2 separate regions of the Homo sapiens genome follow, and region 2 is linked to region 1. The links are chromatin contacts, found by Hi-C in ENCODE. All regions are on one chromosome and are shown on one strand. Each heading gives the region's core, a stretch centred on a gene start or an enhancer-like site at or near the end of the contact. The rest is flanking DNA. Distances are from core to core; before and after follow the strand shown.

Evidence for each region. A loop is a pair of places that touch in the nucleus more often than their neighbours do. Pooled maps may share reads with other maps.
Region 2: a map of astrocyte of the cerebellum shows a loop between it and region 1 (3-fold over the local background). The contact joins two enhancer-like sites. A Hi-C loop is called at or near these places in 6 of 168 maps with a recorded cell type or tissue (HAP-1, astrocyte of the cerebellum, heart right ventricle and 2 more), 1 of 37 single-sample maps with no recorded cell type and 6 of 50 pooled maps.

The regions. Positions count from the first base shown.
Region 1 is chr20:32,519,472-32,524,074 of GRCh38, forward strand. NOL4L (nucleolar protein 4 like) reads right to left here. Exons shown (of 11, transcript NM_001256798.2): 3 at 1,340-1,451. It overlaps LOC101929698 (a long non-coding RNA gene), which reads left to right. Exons shown (of 3, transcript NR_110619.1): 3 at 1-814. Among named protein-coding and RNA genes, the nearest start is that of NOL4L-AS1, 39 kb to the right of the region's middle. Within about 2 kb of position 2,425, at least 5 of the 41 ENCODE cell types and tissues checked have a DNase peak (open chromatin) inside an H3K27ac peak, as active enhancers do.
Region 2 is chr20:32,789,372-32,794,054 of GRCh38, forward strand. DNMT3B (DNA methyltransferase 3 beta) reads left to right here. Exons shown (of 23, transcript NM_006892.4): 8 at 2,230-2,337; 9 at 3,255-3,399; 10 at 4,165-4,224. Among named protein-coding and RNA genes, the nearest start is that of MAPRE1, 28 kb to the right of the region's middle. RefSeq lists enhancers at 1-865, 866-1,795, 958-1,097. Within about 2 kb of position 3,125, at least 2 of the 41 ENCODE cell types and tissues checked have a DNase peak (open chromatin) inside an H3K27ac peak, as active enhancers do.

The DNA of each region.
Region 1 (4,603 bases), core at 1,175-3,674:
GCCTGACTTCAGCAACTTCCACAGGCCCGATGCCCGGGAGCTGGCATGATGCACCAGGCAGTCCTGGAAACCCTGATAAATCGCCCACCTGGGCACCATTTCTCAGGGCAGCATTATAATTGTACCAGCCAAATGTGCTGGGCCGTCTCAATGTGCCAAAGCCACCTGCAAACAGATGGGCCCCCAGATTTCCTGGAGGCCTCTGGGATGTTCAGTTTGAGGGGGTGCGGGGGTGCTGAAGTGAGGTCCTTGCTGGTCTCACTGGGCAGGACAGAGCTGGAGGGCATGGACGTCAGTCCAAGGGATCACCTTTGGTGGTCACAAGTGCTCTGGGCATTTTATTTTATTGTTTTTTGAGATGGGGTCTAACTCTGTCACCCAGGCTGGAGTGCAGTGGCATGATCATGGCTCACTGCAGCTTCCACCTCCCGGGCTCAAGCAATCCTCCCACCTCAGCCTCCCAAACTGCTGAGATTACAGGCATGAGCCACTGTGCCCAGCCTGCCCTGGTCATTTTAAATTCTCATCAGTCGGCCGGGTGCAGATTACACACCTGTAATCCCAGCACTTTGGGAGGCCAAGGCGGGTAGATCATGAGGTCAGGAGATCGAGACCATCCTGGCTAACATGGTGAAACCCCATCTCTACTAAAAATACAAAAAAAATTAGCCAGGCGTGGCGGTGGGCACCTGAAGTCCCAGCTACCCGGGAGGCTGAGGCAGAAGAATGGCATGAACCCGGGAGGCGGAGCTTGCAGTGAGCCGAGATCGCACCACTGCACTCCAGCCTGGGCGACAGAGCGAGACTTTGTCTCAAAAAAAAAAAAAAAAATTATCATCAGTACTCCGTGGGTTTACTTATCAGAGGCCACATGGGTGTGCACAGGGTGGAAACAAGCACCAGGGAAGATGTATCATTAACAGGTATGTGGGTGGGAGGATGCATGCACACGTCTCAGGGAGGGTACAGGCCAGACCCTCGTGCATGGAGAAGCAGTGGGAGGCATGGATGGAACTTTGAGAACGGGGCAGGCTGGCCATTCCCAACTGGAATCCGGCTGGGAGGAAAGGGGCTGGCCGGGGCCTTGCAAGGCAGGGGAAACATGTTGTTCACTTTTTTGTTTTGTATGGTTGGTTTTTAAGTGAAATTTGAGATTTAAAAAAAGTTAAACGAAACAAAACAAGGCGCTTTGGGCAGCACCACGGACCCATACTGGCCTCTGGGACTAGCAACAACAGCTGCTGGACACTTTTCTGTGCCAGCAAAAGCTGGCGTCTTCAGGGACAGTCCACTCTTAGATGGCCCCCGCCCTAGCCCTCCAGCACGCCACCCCTGCTACCTTTGGGTTCCAGGCCATTGGAGTTAAAGTGCATCCTCTTCTGACACTCCGTACAGCTCATCAGGAACCGGGTCACGGCCTCTCTCGGGAGGAAGGCATAGGTCTCTGCGATCTGGAGGAGAGAAGAGCTTCGCTTGTTATATGGATCTGTGGGGAGGCAACTTGGCCATGGGGTCACCAAGGTCTGAGCTTTGGTGGCAGGTGCTTCGGCTCTTGCAAGGAAAGTCAGGGATTTGAGGAGCAAGGGACAGGTGTCCTGGATTCTCAGCTGTGGCAATGAGACAGTACTTTTGTGGAAAACCATTTGTTTTAAAAATCGCAATAAAGGAGGTTAAAAATTGAAAAAGCAAACCCTTTAAACATTATCTAGTCTTTAACCTATATTCTAATAAGTAACATTCCTCAGAACATTTTATTGCTGCTACAAAAAAATGGGCTTACAAACATTGCTCTAGCGTAGGGTGAGCAGTTCCCCTCTTAGAGATGGATAGACTGAGACCCACAGATAAATTCACTGCCCCAGGCCCATACACAGAACCAAAGGTCCTACAAGCCATCTCCTGTGATCACTGACAGGTCAAGAACCTTCTTAGGAAGAGCTGTGAAGGGCTAGTACCAGGCATCAGACTTTTCAAACTAGACAGGCTCTGCAGGACCCCCATGTTCCAGGCAACTATGGCTTGGAGAGGTGAGCTGACTCCCCAAGGTCACAAGGAATTTTCAAGGCAGTGCCAGACTAAACCCCATGTTCCAGGTCACACCACTCCACAGTTGCCTCCAGAAGGCCTCCCCTAGTTGAGGAGGAGGACAGGGATGCAGAGGGCTGGGGGAGAGACACAAAGAAGGGAGGGAACATGAAAAAAGGGCTGGGTGGGGGAGTGGGGAAGAAGTGGCTGTGGGCCTAGGTGTCCAGCCCTTTCCTCTTGCTCTGGGTTTTGGAAAAGCCACTGACCCTGATTTAGCTGTCTGGTGGGGCCAAAGAGTCCCTTCAGTCCCAGGTTCCCTGGGCTGAGACTGCCCAGTTACTGGTTTTCCATGTGCTTCCTGGAGCCTGGGTCCTCCCGCACCTCTCCACTAAGGGGCAGCATCACCCAAGCGTTCCGCTGTCCTCGCCGCAGCCCGCAGCCGGGCTGGGAAAGTTGGCCAAGGGTGAGGGGCTGCTCTGCGCTGCGCTTGGCCCCGCCTTCCCACAGCAACTGCAGGGGTTTGCTCCTTTAGAAATGCACGAATGTCCTTCTCCATCTCTGTGATGGCTGGAGGGTAGAGGTGGGCTAGGGCGGGGCTGGGGAGTGGAGTTGTGGGGGGATGCAGAAGGCTTGGGGTGTCCCAGGCTGTGGCTGGGCTCTTGGAGGACCAGCTCAGGCACAGCTTCCAGCTCAGCCCACTGGCAGAGTCCAGGGGCCACTCTTGCCAGCTGCAAATGCGAAGTTAATTTTGGTGACACAATTGTTATTTCTCAGCTGATTTGATGCTCTGTGGAGCAGGCAGGCTCCTTGATGAGTTATCTCCCTTCCAAATTCCCTGTCTGATTGCCTTCCTCTGGAGGTCAGGGACAAGGGCAAACCCCAGTGTCTCTGACTGGAGCAGCGGATGGGAGAGCAACATCAGGGATGCAGCTGGTCCTTGTCAGGTGTCAGGTCCGAGGGATGGGGCTTTTCTGCCATGCACACAGAGAGCTTCATCCCTAGCCCAGGCCAGGATAAATGTGGCCACCACTCTACCCCTGGAGAGGGAGCCATTCCTGTGCCCTCAGTAGGCCAGGCAGCAAGAAGGGCCCTGCCCATCCTGTGTGCAGCCCTCAGCAGAGCAGCCCAGGGCTGCCTGGAAGTCTGGGGGCACGTTCCTCTCAGGCCAGCTGGGTCTGGAGAGAGATGTCTGGCTGAAGGGTGGCAGCTGCAGGAGCAAGTGTGCAGGAGGGAAGGGCGTGTGCTAGGCAGAGCAGAGGGCTGTGGCTGACTTGGGCCGACAGATGCCCCTCGGCTCCCCTGAGACGTGGCACCCTAGGTCAGGCCTCAGGAGAGCTCAGTGGAGGGCCCGGGGGAGGGTTGCACAGTCAGCTGGGAGAAGAGGGCCAGGTCCCTACCATGAGGGCAGCCCTACTAAGCTACCCAAAGCTTGCCTGCTCACCTGCCAATGGGCAGAGAAATATTTTTTAAAGGGCTCAGGGGGTCCTCCTGGCCTGGCTGCTCTGCTGAGGGCTGCACACAGGATGGGCAGGGCCCTTCTTGCTGCCTGGCCAGCTGAGGGAATAGGAATGGCTCCCTCTCCAGGGGTAGAGTGGTGGCCACATTTATCCTGGCCTTGGCAGGGACCCCAGCAGTGTGCAAAGGCTGGCTGGCGTGCCACAGGGAGGGGAGTGCTGAGCACACACCTTCTGGCCCTGGGTCCCATTGATGGGTGGAAGGGGAGGATAGAAGGCTGACAGGTGAGAAGTCCTTGGAACTGCCTGAGGGCCAGGGAGGGAAGCCCTGCCCCACAAGGCTGGATTGTCTGCAAGCCTGGCTTAGAGCTCCCTGGGGAGTCAATAAAGCGCAGAGTCCAGCCCAGCTCTGCACTGCCGTAGGGACCTGTATAGAGGATGACAAACCCTCCCCCTGCAACCTTCAGCAGGCATCTTCTGATTCATCTTCCTGGCTTGCCTGGGACCAGAAATGGGACCTCCATTTCTGATTGAGTGCACGAATGCCCAAGGCCACAGGACCACAGAATGAGTCGAAACCAGGAGGACAATCCTAGCAGATGCTCTAGTTAATAGGATGGTGGTTTTCAGATGGTTTTAGATTTAAGCTGCAGACCCTGTTCTAGAAATAGACTCATACACTGAAGCCCAAAACATGAAACAGATAAAGACAGAGCTGCTGTGTCTAAGGAGGGGAAGTTCCAGGACCCTTGTCCCTGCCCAACTGCCCTCCGCTGCCCTGGGCTGCCTGCTGCCTTGCTCCCCGGGCCTCCTGCCTGGACACTGAGTCCCGTATGTGAATTTGCCTTTCACATTTTTCCTGGTGGTAAAAAACAGGGACTTCACTGGCAGAGAGAGCAGGAGCTATTTGCAGAGTCGCTGACTTGCAAGGCCCCATTTCACTCCCCAACTCAGAGGCCAACAAAGACAGATGAGGCCAATTGGGGGGATTTGCACCACTTTACAAGATCCTCCTTCTGCCCTGAGGGTGGATTAGCACGTGGTGGGCCTGGAGCAGCTGCTGACCACATCTGGCCCCAACTCCAAAGTGGCCTGGGCAGCTAGATCCGGACTGTGGAACCCGA
Region 2 (4,683 bases), core at 1,875-4,374, 270 kb after region 1:
GGCCTCTTGTCATTTAGCCCTGGGGAGAGAAAGGCATGGAGTTGGGTTTAGGGTCACCTGGTATCAGTTGTGAAAAGGGTTTTTAGTAGAATTGGGTATTTCAGAGTCTCTTGATGATTGATTCTAGCCTTTTAAAATCTTTCTTGGTAATGACATTTAGCTGGGGAAGAGCTGTGTTGGGCATAACTAGGCTGTTTTGATTCTTACACTCTTTCAACAAAGATTTTTTTGGGGGCGGTGAGAATGGAGTCTCACTCTGTTGCCCAGACTGGAGTGCAGTGGTGCGATCTTGGCTCACTGCAACCTCCGCCTCCCAGGTTCAAACAATTCTCCTGCCTCAGCCTCCTGAGTGGCTGGGGTTACAGGCACCTGCCACCGCACCCTGCTAATATTTGCATTTTTAGTACAGACTGGGTTTCACCATGTTGGCCAGGCTGGTCTCCAACTCCTGACCTCAGATGATCCACCCGCCTCGGCCTCCCAGTGCTGGGATTACAGGCGGGAGCCACCACGCCTGGCCTCAACAAAGATTTTAATCAGACAGACCTATCCTGTGATGGTCTCTTAGAAGTAAATGTTAGTCCTACCCTCAGAGCCCTGAGAGAGGCTAAGTTAGGTGCCTAAGGTCATTGGGCAAGTTGCAGCAGAAGCAAGCCAGGCAGGATTGAAGGAAGGACTGTACATTCCTGGGATTCAGCTCAAGCAGAGATTCTGTTTTTCCCAGGAATTGAGCTACCATGGGGCCATTTGCCATGAGCTAATTGAAGTTTCCCAAGGGCTACAATAATATATTGGGTGTGGAGTCTCCTTTGTAGGAGAGCCCCTGCATGCAGTTGCCTGCTGTGACCAGCAGAGGGAGGACAAGTCCTGGGCCCATGCTGGCAGTGAGGCAGCTGCTTCCAGGGATGGGAGAGCAGTAACTCAAGTGAAGGAAGATGGATTGTTTGCAATTGCTTTGCCCCATCGAGACATAAAATGCACTTTGCAAGATAGAGTCTGAGGCTAATACAATGCAGTGTGGGGCTGTCAGCATTAGGGGATGAGATGACAATATGGGACCTGGGTCTGGCCTGGGCAAGTGCCTGCTCAGCATGTGTACGCTGTTTGGGTTGTATTGGAGCTATTGGGCGCTGGAACCAGCACTTGTGTTGGAGCGGTTTCCCCCCACCAGAGCCACAGTGTTTTCTCCCCAGTGGTGGTCACACCCCCATATAGGAAATCAGGCATTCCGTGATAAAATGGAGGTTTGCATGAGTGTGAGCACTCTTTACGGAGACTAGAACATTCCCTGTGTCTTTCAGTTCCTTTTTTTTTTTAAGAGATGAGGTCCTCACTGTCACCCAGGCTGGAGTGCAGTGGCACTGTCTTGGCTCACTGCAGCCTCAATCACCTGGGCTCAAGCAATCCTTCTGCCTTAACAGAGCAGCTGAGACTGCAGGTGCACACCACTGTGTTTGGCTCTTAAAAGTTTTTGTAGAGATGGGGTCTTGCTGTGTTGTCCAGGCTAGTCGAACTCCTGGGCTCAAGCGATCCTCTCAACTCCCACTCCCAAAGTGCTGGGAATATAGGCCTGAGCCACTACGTCTGGCCTTTCAGTTCTGATTAGCATCCCTGAATGGCCATTTTCTCTCTCACTGGCAACTCAGTCAGTTCATGCTTGGTCCAGGGACTTGGTACATCAGGAGACTTGTGGAATATGGATTAAATCACAAGAACTAAAGTTAAATAATCACAACAAGTGAAAGGTGCTGTGTCGAGCACTGTTTTCTAAACACATTCATTAGGTGAACTCATTTTAATAAAAGGGTAAAGAGTAAACAATTATCATGCTTAGGAAAGAAGGAATATGTGCAAACCCTCAATGCTGGAGCAGCCACAGAGAATATTAGGACTGAGCCTCAGGGGTCCACACCAGGGACACCTGCTTGGAAAATGTATACAAACACAGGGTTCGCCTAATTGCCTTCATTCAGAGTATCCTCCTTTTCCACAGTGGAAGTGTCGTACCTAACAAGGTTCTGGATATCTGTGTGTTGAGACTCTGCCATTTCTATTTTTCTGCTTTTTTCTTTCCTTCCTTTCAAATAGATGTCTGTGGACTTTATCCCCAGGAATGGTCTCTTGGTTAAAGTGTGTGAAAATCTTCTGCATCTGATGGACAACATTGTGATAGACATGGCACCTGGGACACACCTGTAGGTGGATGTTGATGATGTCTTTCTCTTTTAGGTCTCTGCAGACAAACTGGTGGCACTGGGGCTGTTCAGCCAGCACTTTAATTTGGCCACCTTCAATAAGCTCGTCTCCTATCGAAAAGCCATGTACCATGCTCTGGAGGTAACATGGGATGAGGGAATGAGGGCTAAGCCCTGAGAGCAGGGATGAAGCAAGAGACCCACAGAAACCTAGCTCAGTGTTGCCAAGGGTGGTTTGGAGGGGACAGGGTGGCCAGGGAGGAGGTAAATGACAACATAACATGATGGCCACCGGATTGGGCCTCCCAACAAAGGGATTTGAGACATCCCAGCTGCCACTTATTGGGACCACTAACTGAATCAGAAGGAAAGAGCACGGGCAGTTAGGGGTGCAATATTCGTATCAGTGAATGTGCTTTTCCAGAGACCTCAGAGCCTTCTTATGAGGGTTGGAGTTCACAGCAAGACAGCAGTGGAGGCCAGCTGTCTTCTATCTGTGGGCCGTCTTATCCCCTATGAACCATTATACCCTGTTTCTCCCTTCACCTTGATTTTTTCCCCCCACCTTTGTTCAGCATTTAAGAGCCAACCTCTTCTCATTGCTAAAGGCTTCATTAGACACTGAAATCCTTGGTCCTTCATGTAGGACACAAGTTAATGTCCCCATCTTTAGGGAGATAAAACAAGAAATCTAGTGCCGCCTTATATAAGATACAGAGGAGATGAGATAGTGCTGGCTGGGGCTTCTATATCTTGGTGGTAGAGTTAATTCTGATATGTCTGCCTTTTGAGTGGGAGGTGACCACTGACATTCCCTAGGGGGAAGAGATCCTATTTGGTGCCTGCATGAAAAGATTTAACCACAACCCCCCTTCCGAGGCCTCTCCCTGCACAGGCCCCTCCTTCCTCTGTCACATACCACAGCCCAGGACAGCTGTCTGGCTATGAAAGGGCCCAGTGTGAAGGGGAATGTAGGCCCTGGCTGGGGGAATCCCTGGGTGTGGCCTGGCGAGCACCTCCTCCCCACCCCCCCATTCATCACAGACTCTGCCTTTGCAGAAAGCTAGGGTGCGAGCTGGCAAGACCTTCCCCAGCAGCCCTGGAGACTCATTGGAGGACCAGCTGAAGCCCATGTTGGAGTGGGCCCACGGGGGCTTCAAGCCCACTGGGATCGAGGGCCTCAAACCCAACAACACGCAACCAGGTGGGAATGAGTCCCCATGGCAGCACCCGCTGCCTCTGCTGGTGGGACCACTTCTTGGGAGAGTCAGCCACCCCTGCTGCCCCACACCCCACCCAGCTTTCTAGCAGCTGGTCTCAACTCTGAATGTTGGAAAAATAGGAGCAGGCATACGAAGGCTGTGCCAGCTCTATCTGGCTTCCCCGGCCACTTTCTTGCTGATGGTCACGTGCATATAATTTGTATTGAATCTGACATCTGTCTTGAAGTCAGGATGCAGTGTTGACTAGCACCTTTTTTATTAAAGGAAAAAATAGTTAAGCTATGCTCATTTGAGAAAATTGGAAAGTGTTAAAGAAGAATATGCCACCTGCTAACATTTTGACCAGTACCATATTTCTCCCATTATAAGATAACTCTGGTTTCTAGAAATCCAGGACTTGTCTTACAATCCATAGATTTAAAGGCCAGGCCTAGTGGCTCATGCCTGTAATCGCAGCACTCTGGGAGGCTGAGGCGAGTGGATCACTTGAGGCGATCACCTGGACAACATGGTGAAAAATAGAAAAATTAGCCTGGTGTGCTTGGCATGTGCCTGTGGTCCCAGCTACCCGGGAGGCTGAGGTGGGAGAATTGGCTTGAGCCCAGGAGGCAGAGGTTGCAGTGCGCCGAGATCGCACCACTGCATTCAAGCCTGGGTGACAGAGCAAGACCTTGTCTCAAAAAAGAAAACAGTCCATACATTTAATGTAATGTTTTTTCTGTTTTGTTTTGTTTTCCCCTCAAAAGTGGTTAATAAGTCGAAGGTGCGTCGTGCAGGCAGTAGGAAATTAGAATCAAGGAAATACGGTATTTCCTTCCTGTCTTTTGACTGTGCCCTGTTTTCTATGCACTTTCTTCTGATTTCTTTGCATATAAAATGGTCACTGGAAAAGAATCAAATTTCTTGAAAAGTCAATCTGAACTCCCTCCCCACTCTCCCCTCACATCCCACCCTCACAAATACCCTCCAGGTTAACGTTGGGTTGCACATCCTTCCAGATTTTTCTGAACACTAGTTGGATTCCTGCTTTCCCCTTTATTAATATTAATACTGTAAGCACTGTCTGATGTCATTTTGTCACTAAAGGGTCCTTAAGATTTTTAATGGCTGTACAATTTTCTTTCCTAGGGTCAGAGTCAAATTTAACCATGTCCATTAAGATTTTCTGTGTAGATGGAATAGAAATACAAATGGGTTTTACAAAATCCCATTTATAGAATGGGAGCCATATTATGTAAAATTAAAAAGTGCTGGGCTCAGTGGCT